2 separate regions of the Homo sapiens genome follow, and region 1 is linked to region 2. A link is an interaction called in ENCODE POLR2A ChIA-PET data of the cell type or tissue named here. Cell type or tissue: OCI-LY7. All regions are shown on one strand. Links, peaks and the distances in the headings refer to the core of each region. The heading gives the core; the rest is flanking DNA. Region 1 overlaps HTR2A (5-hydroxytryptamine receptor 2A). Region 2 has its middle 85 kb from the start of HTR2A.

Region 1 (6,696 bases), core at 892-5,891, 150 kb after region 2:
AGCTCTTCCAGCGGTCGATCCATAGGGAGCCAGGGTCCTACACAGGCAGGAGGACTATGCAGTCCATCAGCAATGAGCAAAAGGCATGCAAGGTGCTGGGCATCGTCTTCTTCCTGTTTGTGGTGATGTGGTGCCCTTTCTTCATCACAAACATCATGGCCGTCATCTGCAAAGAGTCCTGCAATGAGGATGTCATTGGGGCCCTGCTCAATGTGTTTGTTTGGATCGGTTATCTCTCTTCAGCAGTCAACCCACTAGTCTACACACTGTTCAACAAGACCTATAGGTCAGCCTTTTCACGGTATATTCAGTGTCAGTACAAGGAAAACAAAAAACCATTGCAGTTAATTTTAGTGAACACAATACCGGCTTTGGCCTACAAGTCTAGCCAACTTCAAATGGGACAAAAAAAGAATTCAAAGCAAGATGCCAAGACAACAGATAATGACTGCTCAATGGTTGCTCTAGGAAAGCAGCATTCTGAAGAGGCTTCTAAAGACAATAGCGACGGAGTGAATGAAAAGGTGAGCTGTGTGTGATAGGCTAGTTGCCGTGGCAACTGTGGAAGGCACACTGAGCAAGTTTTCACCTATCTGGAAAAAAAAAAATATGAGATTGGAAAAAATTAGACAAGTCTAGTGGAACCAACGATCATATCTGTATGCCTCATTTTATTCTGTCAATGAAAAGCGGGGTTCAATGCTACAAAATGTGTGCTTGGAAAATGTTCTGACAGCATTTCAGCTGTGAGCTTTCTGATACTTATTTATAACATTGTAAATGATATGTCTTTAAAATGATTCACTTTTATTGTATAATTATGAAGCCCTAAGTAAATCTAAATTAACTTCTATTTTCAAGTGGAAACCTTGCTGCTATGCTGTTCATTGATGACATGGGATTGAGTTGGTTACCTATTGCTGTAAATAAAAATAGCTATAAATAGTGAAAATTTTATTGAATATAATGGCCTCTTAAAAATTATCTTTAAAACTTACTATGGTATATATTTTGAAAGGAGAAAAAAAAAGCCACTAAGGTCAGTGTTATAAAATCTGTATTGCTAAGATAATTAAATGAAATACTTGACAACATTTTTCATTCCTGCTTTTTCATAGATACCATTTTGAAATATTCACAAGGTTGCTGGCATTTGCTGCATTTCAAGTTAATTCTCAGAAGTGAAAAAGACTTCAAATGTTATTCAATAACTATTGCTGCTTTCTCTTCTACTTCTTGTGCTTTACTCTGAATTTCCAGTGTGGTCTTGTTTAATATTTGTTCCTCTAGGTAAACTAGCAAAAGGATGATTTAACATTACCAAATGCCTTTCTAGCAATTGCTTCTCTAAAACAGCACTATCGAGGTATTTGGTAACTTGCTGTGAAATGACTGCATCATGCATGCACTCTTTTGAGCAGTAAATGTATATTGATGTAACTGTGTCAGGATTGAGGATGAACTCAGGTTTCCGGCTACTGACAGTGGTAGAGTCCTAGGACATCTCTGTAAAAAGCAGGTGACTTTCCTATGACACTCATCAGGTAAACTGATGCTTTCAGATCCATCGGTTTATACTATTTATTAAAACCATTCTGCTTGGTTCCACAATCATCTATTGAGTGTACATTTATGTGTGAAGCAAATTTCTAGATATGAGAAATATAAAAATAATTAAAACAAAATCCTTGCCTTCAAACGAAATGGCTCGGCCAGGCACGGAGGCTCGTGCATGTAATCCTAGCACTTTGGGAGGCTGAGATGGGAGGATCACTTGAGGCCAAGAGTTTGAGACCAACCTGGGTAACAAAGTGAGACCTCCCTGTCTCTACAAAAAAAATCAAAAAATTATCTGATCCTTGTGGCACACAACTGTGGTCCCAGCTACAGGGGAGGCTGAGACGCAAGGATCACTTGAGCCCAGAAGCTCAAGGCTGCAGTGAGCCAAGTTCACACCACTGCCATTTCCTCCTGGGCAACAGAGTGAGACCCTATCACAAAAAAAAAGAAAGAAAAAAAGAAAATGACTAAACTGAAATGGTCTTAGTCAAAAAATATATACAGACTTATTTTTAGAATCATTTCAACTTATTTCCTTCTTACCTGGTTCAGAAACAAGTTTGTTTCAACTGTGAGAGTAGTTTTAAAAATAAGTTTTCCTGATTGGTTACCAATAAACACCAAACAAATAAAGGAGGGGGAAAATATCACTTGAGGCTTAACATTGCAATTAATTTAGAAATACGCACCTCAATCTCAAGCCAGTTTATAACTACCATAGTTTTGAGCAAAATTTTTCTTCTATTTCTCCAAAAACTCACTCATTTCAGTATTACTCATTGACACTGGGCTCCCTAATAGAAAAGCAGATATTATAATATTTCATTGAAATGGTTACTAAAGAGAAAAAGAGATTAACAACAGTTAATCCACCTTGATATTATAACACTCAAGGTTAAATTGCATGTTGTTATTAGAATCAATGTTATATATATGATTACAATGCTGAAGCATTTCTATTGAATGAGAAATAGTGTTTGCCCTAAACCTTTGGGAAAAAAATACAGATTTGAAAACTAAAGAATGTGGGAAGTGTCATTGTGTAATTTGGAAATGCATAAAATTCTCATTATGTCCTCATAGATATGTTGAAAGATGGTTCACTGTTTCAAAGATAGAATGTATAATATGCTGCTAGTACCAAGGCTGCATTTGAACTGAACTACTCCTTATGATATACCATACTAACTGATGAAAATATAAATGTTAAAATGTCTCCACTCTAATGTATTTTGCCTTCACTTGTAACTCTGCACATTTCATTATATATTAGGGAAAAGATTACAGATTCTACCCCCATATACTCAATCTTGATCAGAATGTACATTAATGTTGCCTGATAGATGTCTTTTGACTACCTATATATTACAAATGTGTATGTGTTTTTTTCTTCCATAAGTATCTATTCAAGTGTATACTGTATAGGCAAATGTGTAGCTGTATATATGTACAGACATGTTCTCATGCACTTTATTCAATATTTATATATTTATATGGACGAAAAGCAAGTCAATGAAAACACTCAGTATATACACATGTGTGCATGTTTGTATCATGTTTATTTAAATGTGAATTCATGTTCTAATATTTCTATGACCTTCCATTGCTGCAAAGCAGATTAAAGTGTAACAAAAATATCAGCTCTTTAAATAAACTGGAAATTAATCTAATTTTGTGGAAGAACTTTAAGACAAGTCTATGAGGATGGCGAAAACAATGGTCCACATATATAGTTTCTTGATCCTAAATAAAATGGTACCTTTGGGCCCTTTGTTTAGTCTGGCAATTTTCTGACTACTATGGCTTTTTAAACAGACTCACACCTAAGTGAAACACAGTTGTCAAATGATTTATGGATCTGTGATTAAAGGATTCACTTTTAATGAATACTATTAAAACGGAGTAACAAACCTTGCTCTACTTTAAGTTGAATGATAGATTCCTCTATATTCAAAAAAAAGCAATTAACTGCCATAATTAGGGAAAACTGTTTAAAGCATACTGCATTTACTTGGCCACAGCGCCATCTCATGGTAATTTTTTAAAGTGCTACCGTAGCCAAATTGAACTAAGTCACTGTACTGCTTTCAGCAAAGGGTGCTCCTCCCATTTGTGCATCAATGAGACATATTTATAAAGTGCTAAATTATTCTGTGCCATATGTAACAAATACAGTGAAGATTATTTTATGAACTTATTTTAATCAAGGCGATGCTAAAAGTTTTCAAGAAAGGATAAATAACTGTAAATAAAGTAGACTCAAAAATGAATGAATTTTGTGTGAGTCCATAGCTGTGTCTACTAAACGGAATTACCCCAAATCTTCCAGGTCATCAGACTCAGAACTCCAGGTATCATCCTGATATTCGAGAGCAAAAAAGCCTGTGCTTCTGGAAGTCAGCCATGTCACAGAGCTAGGATCCATCCAGTTGGATTAGCTTTATCGCCATGATCCAGTTTCTAGTTATCTGCAGTAGAAATATGCTCCATGTTTGATCACTATGTCTGGTTCCACGAAGCCTAAGAACATAGAGAACAACTTCAGTGCCCTAAGAGATGTGCACAGGTGCGTGTGGTGTACACCAGGACATGCACACAGGTGTGCACACGCACAGATGCATTAACATATGCACACACACTCTCTCTCTTTCACAGGAGATCATTTCAGGAATTAAAGTAAACCAAGGAGGCATGGTGTCATTTAACAGTTACCCTCATTCATCATTTCATCTTTAACTGCAGGGAAAGTATATTGAGTGCCTACTGTGTGCCAAGCATTAAGCTGGTTGCTTTCCTTGCTTCACCAAATGGAATTTTCACAACAATCTGACAAGGTAGAATTATTTTTCTTTTTTACAGATGAAGAAACAGAGATTCAGAGTAGTTAGTAACATATTTAAAGTCACACTGCTGGCAAGAAAATTGGCAAGTTTAAGCCTGGGTCATCTGACTCCAAAGCATAAAATATTTTCCCAACCTCATGCAGTGCAGGGGAAAGATCACCTGTCAAAACCACAATAGGAGAGTTCCCATGTTGGCTTCTCCATTCACTGCTTATGTGAGTTGGAACCAGTCTCTTAACAACTCTGGGCCTTGATTTCACTGTCTGTAAAATGGAGCTGCTGGTACCCATCCTGGCTAACTGACAGAGTAATTTAGATAAGATCATGCCTATGGCTGTGCTTGATAACTTGTAAAACACCATGTAAATGTAATCAGTGTGTTAGTAAAAAGGAACAACTCCAAAGCCTCTGTAAATTATTAGCCATCAGAGCAAATTCTAGCCAAAACTGTGGGATAGGCAATATTATAATTCAGCAGCTTCTGCTACTCTCTTGGTGTTTCTCTTTTTCAAAAAATTTACTTCTGCTTTGTCCCCACCTTAATGCAGATCTCCCTTCTTTGGTGCTCTCTCTTATGACTTACATAAAAACTTTCCATCCCATATGCCATTCCCTTGGGTGTCAACTCTCTGGAAGACTACTACTAAGTAACTGAAGCTGATATGCCATTGTGTATCATTGACATCTCTTCAGCAGCCCACCATGATGAAAACCCAAAAGGCAGAAATCAAAGGAAAAATGTTAGGCATCAAGGAGACAAGTGAGAAGAAAATTTGGGGACAAGAAATGTTTTCTTGGTATCCCTGAAATGACCAACAACAACAACAAAAAAACAAGTATCTTCAAACACTTCATAACTTATATAAAGTTTTATAACTTAATATTGAATTTAATCCACAATAATAATGATGATTTTGAAAGAAACATTCAAGACTTTGAAGATTTCATTCTAAACTAAGAACATTAATGATGCATTTGTCCCAGCAAATATGCAATGAGACAAGACTTCTTTGTGAATTTCTGATTATTTTGGCATGCGGCTTGCTAAAACAAAATTTTTAAAAATTTTTTCCTTAATGGTTTACACACCAGTCTTAACTCTTTCTTTTTTTTTTTTTTTCTTTTGAGGTGGAGTCCTGCTGTATCACCCAGGCTGGAGTGCAATGGTGTGATCTCAGCTCACTGTGACCTCCGCCTCCCAGGGTTCAAGCAATTCTCCTGCCTCAGCCTCCTTAGTAGCAGGGATTACAGGTGCGCACCACCACGCCTGGCTAATTTTTTGTATTTTTAGTAGAGGTGGGGTTTCACCATGTTGGTCAGGCTGGTCTTGAACTCCTGACCTTGTGATCCCCTCGCCTCGGCCTCCCAAAGTGCTGGGATTACAGGCGTGAGCCACCATGCCCGGCCCAACTCTGACCTTCTTTTTTGATATTAACACCAGTATGTCCATCTGAGCCAGCGTTTTATGGGAAGTCTTCATACCCAATTGGAACCTTTTTTCATGTGGCCCAGTCACAGCAGAAGACAGACAGGAAACCGAGGTCCAGCCTGCTGCTGTTGTCTGACCTTGGACGAATCTGAGTTTTTCCTCCTTGAAGCATATAATAAGGGACTTAGGGTCAATTATCTCAGCAAGGAGTCTCTTCTATGTCTATGCTTATCTGAACACTAGAGAGTCCAGACAAGGCCTTGTTGAACCAAGGCACTGCTTCAGGTGCCAAGGATAATCTGGAATGCAGAACCCTCATGTTTTCTTAAATTCTCTAGATGGATTTCAAATAAATGACAACTTTATCTTTTATATGGGATGAGATAAATCAAATTGCTAAGTATCTAAGAAGTTTCTAAGATATGAGCCCAGGAGGCAAATATCAACATAAATGTTTGTACATTGGCATTTTCCTCACAGTTGGGCTCTCTTCTGCAGTTTCATAGCTACTACAATATTTTGGATTGGCCTTTTTAATAACCCTCAGGCTTCCTGAAGAACAAGTGCTCCTACTATTTGAGTTCAATTTCCCTGAAGGGTTAAAATTAAAAAGCCCAGATAGATTTAGAATTCATGGCGCAGAGAAGATCTCTTTTTTAAAAGCTAGATTTACATTGACAGTATGCCAAGGTCACTTAAGTTTTCATTTATAATTGAGATTATGAGACCTTAAAAAAGTATTTATTCTGTCTTCTAGAAAAACAGCACAATTTGTACTTCCTGTCCTACACTTATTTCAGATATTGAAAAGTAATATGCCATTATTCAGATAATCTTGTCTTAGTTAGGGTGACCCTAAGAGCA
Region 2 (6,696 bases), core at 1,091-6,090:
GTGAGCTATCAGTACTATGGTCTGAGTATAGGGAAATTCAACTAATACATTTTGTATAAAACCAACCAGAGGCAGGAATAGGCTGTTTATAATTTAAAGAGATTCATTCAACCTATACTGACCTTTCCTTCTCTATGATATTTAAATTCACATACAACACACTTGATACTTCTCTAATAGTTACATATCTGTTAGTTTTTCTCCCCAAATTATTCAATGTTTTTGAGAGGAAACAGAATTGTTTGAACTACATTTAATGAACAAATACATTTCTCTCAAAAGACTATCAGTGCCAGGCATGGTGGCTCACACCTATAATCTCAGCACTTTGGGAGGTCGAGATGGGGAGATCACTTGAGATCAGGAGTTCGAGACCAGCCTGGCCAACATGGCAAAAACCCCTCTCTACTAAAAATACAAAAATTATCCAGGCTTAGTGGCACACACCTGTAATCACAGCTACTCGGGAGGCTGAGGCAGGAGAATCGCTTAAACCCGGGAGGCAGAGGTTGCAGTGAGCTGAGATCATGCCAATGCACTCCAGCCCGGGAGACAGAGTGAGACTGTCTCAAAAAAAAAAAATGTTTATTGAAGTTCCGATGAAAATTAATTTGGAGTAATTGAGGCAATAGAGTGAGACTCTGTCTCAAAAAAAAAGAACATTAAAATTAATTTCATACTAATTAAATCTAATGTACAAACTAAACTTAGTTTCACCTCTAATTTAGTCTTTACATATATGATTCCCAAGAAAAATACCACAGGTTACAGAAATCCAACTATTTCAGTTTCAAAGGGGGAAAAATAAGCTATTATATGACAAGCTAGTCAACAGATTCCTAAATCAGCCAGTTATTACTGATGTTATTCTTTTCAAGGGAAAGTAGACTATGCCAAAATTTTCAAAAATACAAATGTATATTTAATCCAAAATAACACTGCAATGACAATGATCTCAGTACCTCAGGATATACTCAGTAAATAAACACTTTCTGGCTGATGAATAGGTGCAGAGGTCAATAATGTGCTCCTAACAGGACTGCTCTTACATGAAAGGCATGATTCACAAGAGGAAGTTCCTGTTACTACACCCCAAAGGGTTCTCAAGGCCTGAATGCCTTCCTAGAGATACTTGTGTTTGCATGCCAAGCCATCACATAAAACTGAAAGCACAGAAAAGGTCTCACAGGTGTCTTAAAGATACAAGTACAGCAGGACAGCAGAGGTGTAGTGAGCTGGTAGCTGGACTCGGGATCTGGAAGATGGAAACAAAGAGTATAGGGTATGCCATAGGTCTCAATATTATAATGTTGGACAAAAGCCTGTGGTTGAAAAGATAATGAACATGCAGTTTAGTGACCAAAATAAGGGAGTGAATGTACGGAAAAACATTTTTCACAATGCCTACCTTACAGCATGTGCATGATAGGTGGTTTTTTAATGATTTTGTAGTATATGGGATCAGAAGCCCTGTCTGCAAAACTCCATACAAGGTCCCTCTCTCCCTGCCCATGACTACCAGCCACATTCTGAAAGGAATGGGTATGATGACCTGCAGGGGGATCGATGCCAGATACTAACAAATTATACCCCAGTGAAAATTCAGCAGAAGAGAGGAGTTCAAGATGGGAAAATCCCTTCTCATTTGGACCCACTTGGTCTCTGCAAAAAGCCATTCCTGCCACCAGCACCCAGTGGGCTGTGCTGTTCATGGGGGATACACAGCCTGGTGCTAAATGGAGCGCTGCTGCTAAAATCAGCTTATCACAGCTCTGCTCTTTTCTTCTTTTGACCAAGCTTGCATCACAGGGACCACAACAAAGAAAGGGCTTCCTGCATTTTGCAGAAGTGAAAAAAGATCAAAGATTCAGTCTGGGACAGACCTGAGAAGTTCAGTGGCCACATATACAAAGCCAAAATCGATGTACAGTCAGAGAAGGGAACCTCAGATTTGAGATTGAGACTGTGATGAAAAGTCCAGGCAATCAATCTAGGTCTGATAAATCAGTTTCCTAATTTTACAGACAGGAAAACCATATTTGAGAACTATTCCCACGTGCCTTCACCAGCCAGTAAAAGAGGGACAAGAACCCTACCTACCAGGGCCCAGTGCCAACATCTGTTCTGCCACAGTGCTATTCCTCAGAACAAGGGTTAGTGAACACACCTGGCTAGGGATGCTAAGGGCTAAGGCAAGTTCTGGTGAAGCTTCCCTGAACTTCCTGTTCCAAAACCAATCACCCTCCTCCATCCATGTAAAAGGGAAGGACACCTATTTCTAATTTCAGACCTAGCTCCCTCTATACTTTTACTCACCCCTTCTTACTGCCTTACACCAGGGAAACCCTATATTGCATAGATACACATCTATATATAATGTTGTAATTATTATTCTATGTCTTTTCAAAAGCAAAGATAATTTGTTTTAAAAAGGCAAAACTATGGAGACAGTACAAAAGCTCAGAGGTAGCTGGGGTTTGGGGATAGGGAGGAAGGAATAGGCAGAGCACAGAGGATTTTTAAGGCAGTGAAAATACTCTGTATGATACTTTAATGGTGAACACATGACATTATACATTTATTCAAACCCATAGAATGTACAACAGCAAGAGTGAGCCCTAATATAAACTGTGAACTTTGAGTGATGATAGCGATATGTCAATGTATGTTCATTGATTGTAACAAATGTACCACACGGGTGGGGGGTGTTGATAATGGAGGAGGCCAGCAGGGGAGGGCAGTGGGTATATGGGATGTCTTTGTACCTTCTTCTCAATATTGCTGTAAATCTAAAACTGCTTGAAAAAAGTAATCATCCACATTATGAACACTAATATCATGAATCACTGAAAAACTCACAGGTTTTCCTAAACCAGGGGCTTCAATAAATCAGTTCGCATTTAACATATCTATCTTCAGGTCCAAAATTTAACATGGTTCATTTGTTTATTTTCTACCTTTCACAGGAATTTGGTACAGATAGGTGGGAGGAGCAACAGATGATGGCAGTTCCATTGGATACTATATTCTTTTTAAAAAAGAAAGTAGTAGAAAATACTTAACATAAAATCTAGCCTTTTAGCAAATCTCAGTGTACAGACAGAACGGTGTGGTTTACTATATGCACATTGTTGTAGGGCAGTTCTCTTGAACTTATTCATTTTGGATGACTGCAACTCTGTATCCATTGAACAGCAATTCCCCATTCTCCCCACTCCTGGAAACCATCACTCTACTTTCTGCTTCTATAAGTTTGACTGTTCTAGAAACCTCATCTAAGTGGAATCATGCAATATTTGGCCTTTTGTGGCTCACTTATGTCACATAGCGTAAAACCCACAAGATTCATCCATATAGCGTGGGACAGAATTTCCTTAAGACTAAATAATATTCTATTATGTGTTTCTATTTCACATATTCTCAATCCATTCATCCACTTACAAACATGTAAGTTGTTTCCACCTCTTGGTCATTGTGAATAGTGCTGCAGTAAGCATGGGAGTGCAAGTATCTATCTGAGGCCTTGTTCTGAATTATTTGAATACCTGGAGTGGGATGGCTGGATCATATGTTAGTCCTAGTCTTTTTTGAGGAAAGACCCCACCATTTTTCATAGAAGCTACACAATTTTACATTCCCAAAAACACACAAGGGTTTCAATTTCTCTATATCCTGATATTCGTTATTTGTTTTTTATAATGGCCGTCTTAGGTGTGAGGTGATATCTTGTAGCTTTTTCATTCCTTAGGGATGTTAAACACTGAGTTTTAGGAGTTTATTATATATTTTGGATTATTAATCCCTTATTAAACACATGGTTTGCAAATATTTTCTCGCATTCCATAGGTTGCCTTTTTATTCTGTGGACTGTTTCCTTTGCCATAAAGCTTTTTAGTTCGATGTAGTCTCACTTGCCCATTTTGGTGTTGTATCTTGGGCTTTTTGTGTTACATTCACATTTGGTGTCACATTCAAGAAATCCTTGCCAAGACCAATGTCATAAAGTTTTTTTCCTATGTTTTCTTCTAGTTTTATAGTTTTAGGACTATGTTTCAGTCTTTAATCCATTTTGAGTCTATATTTTGTATATGGTATAAGGGTCCAATTTTATTCATTTTTGATTGACAAATAATAATCGTGTATATTTATGGGGTACAAAGTAATGTTTTAATCTATATATACATTGTAGAAAGATTACACCAAGCTAATTAACATATCCATCAATTTCATTATTTTCAACATGGATATCCAGTTTTCCCAACACTATTTGTTGAAGAGACTATATTTCTCCCTTGGTGATTTTAGCACACTTGTCAAAGATCATTTGACGGTATATGGATGTGTTTATTCCTGGGCTCTTGATTCTGTTCCATTGCTTTATATGTCTGTTTTTATGCGAGTAGCATACTGTTCTGATACTATAGCTTTCTAATATATTTTGAAGTCAGGAAGTATGAGGCCTCTAGTTTTGTTCTTTCTCAAGATTGTTTTGGCTATCTGGGACTCTTTGGAGTCCCATATGAATTTTAGGATTGTTTTCCTATTACTGAAAAGAAAAAAGCATTGGAATTTTAATAGGGAATGCATTAATTCTGTAGATTACTTTGGGCAGGATGAGTGTTTTAACAATATTAAGTCTTTCAATCTATGAACACAGGATATCTTCCCATTTATTTGTATCTTTAATTCCTTCCAGCCATGTTTTTAAAATTTTCGGTGGATAAGTATTTTTATCCCTGGTCAAGTTTAGTCCTGATTATTTTTTGATATTGTAAGTGGAATTATTTTCTTAATTATCTTTTTCAGATTGTTCATGTCAGCATATAAAAAGAGCTTATTTTATATGTTGATTTTATATCTTACAACTTTGAATTTATTCAACAGTTTGTGTGTGTATGGCAGAGTTGTTTCTACATATAAGACATCATCTGTGAATAGAAATAATAAATATTACATCTTCCTTTCAGATTTAGATGCCTTTTATCTCTTTTGTTTAGCTAAGACTTCCAGTACTATGTTAAATAGAAATAGTGAGGATGGGCATTCTTTTCTTCTTCCTGATCTTAGAGAAAAAGCTGTTAGTTTTTCACTATTGAATACGTCTGCTGTTTGTCATATATTGCCTTTATAATGCTGAGGTAATTTTCTTTTATTCCTATTTTTTCAAATGTTTTTATTAATCTTGTAAAGGTGTTGAATATTTTCAAATGTTTTTACTGCATCTATTGAGATGATCATGTAATTTTTATCCTTAGTTCTGTTCATGTGGTGTATCATATTGATTGATTTTTAAATGTTGAACCATCCTTTCATCTCAGGGAAAAATCCCACTTGGTCATGGTACATGATCCTTTTGATGTACCATTGAATTCAGCTTGCTAGAATTTTTATGAGGATTTTTGCATCTATGTTCATCAGAGACAGTAGCCTGGAGTTTTCATTTCTTGTAGTGTATTTGCCTGACTTTGCTATCAGGATAATCCTGGCCTTTGAAAAGTGTATTTGGAAATATTCTATCCTCTATAATTTTTGGAAGAGTTTGAGAAGGATTGATAGAATTATTCAGTTAAGTCAACTAGTTCTGTGTTTTGCTTTGTTGGAAGATTACTGATTCAACCTCCTTACAAATTATAGATTTATTCAGATTTTCTATTTCTTCATAGCTCAATCTTGACAGTTTTATATTCCTAGGAATTTATCCATTTCTCCTGGATTACATAATTTAGTGGTACATAATTGTTCATAGTGATCTCTTATAATCTGATATGGTTTGGCTATATCCCCACCCAAATCTCATCCTGAATTGTAGTTATTATAATCCCCATGTGTCGTAGGAGGGACCTAGTGGGATGTAATTTAATCATGGGGACAGTTACCCTCATGCTGTTCTCGTGATAGTGAGTGGGTTCTCACGAGATCTGATGGTTTTATAAGGGGCTTTTCCCCTTTAGCTCAGCACTTCTCCTTGCTGCCACCATGTGAAGAAGGATGAGTTTGCTTCCCCTTCTGCAGTGATTATAGGCATCCTGAGGCCTCCCCAGCCACGCAGAACTGTGAGTCAATTAAGCCTCCTTCCTTTATAAATTACCCAGTCCTTGGCCATCAGAGAAATGCAAATCAAAACCACAATGAGATGCCATCTCACACCAGTTAGAATGGCGATCATTAAAAAGTCAGGAAACAGGTGCTGGAGAGGATGTGGAGAAATAGGAACACTTTTACACTGTTGGTGGGACTGTAAACTAGTTCAACCATTGTGGAAGTCACTGTGGCGATTCCTCAGGGATCTGGAACTAGAAATACCATTTGACCCAGCCATCCCATTACTGGGTATATACCCAAAGGATTATAAATCATGCTGCTATAAAGACATATGCACACGTATGTTTATTGTGGGACTATTCACAATAGCAAAGACTTGGAACCAAGCCAAATGTCCATCAATGATAGACTGGATTAAGAAAATGTGGCACATATACACCATGGAATACTATGCAGCCATAAAAAAGGATGAGTTCATGCACTTTGTAGGGACATGGATGAAGCTGGAAACCATCATTCTCAGCAAACTATCGCAAGGACAAAAAACCAAACACCGCATGTTCTCACTCATAGGTGGGAATTGAACAATGAGAACACATGGACACAGCAAGGGGAACATCACACACCAGGGCCTGTTGTGGGGTGGGGGGAGGG

Evidence for each region. ChIA-PET counts read pairs that join two places held together with the same protein. Peaks named below come from ENCODE experiments on the same cell type or tissue, not always from the same donor. Only the 100,000 strongest peaks of a DNase experiment are listed, where the experiment ranks them.
Region 1: POLR2A ChIA-PET joins it to region 2 with 6 read pairs; 1 of 35 experiments calls an interaction of 5 or more read pairs at or near these places.

Annotation. Positions count from the first base shown.
Region 1 is chr13:46,828,680-46,835,375 of GRCh38, reverse strand. It overlaps HTR2A (5-hydroxytryptamine receptor 2A), which reads left to right. Exons shown (of 4, transcript NM_000621.5): 4 at 1-3,830. The coding sequence ends at 539. Among named protein-coding and RNA genes, the nearest start is that of HTR2A-AS1, 20 kb to the left of the region's middle. In OCI-LY7, for the core only: CTCF peaks have their summits at 3,380 and 3,595 (motif pointing left); a DNase peak (open chromatin) is centred at 3,595.
Region 2 is chr13:46,978,486-46,985,181 of GRCh38, reverse strand. No RefSeq gene overlaps it. Among named protein-coding and RNA genes, the nearest start is that of HTR2A, 85 kb to the right of the region's middle. In OCI-LY7, for the core only: a CTCF peak has its summit at 1,637; DNase peaks (open chromatin) are centred at 1,111, 1,801 and 2,151; H3K4me3 peaks cover 1,893 bases; H3K27ac peaks cover 2,271 bases.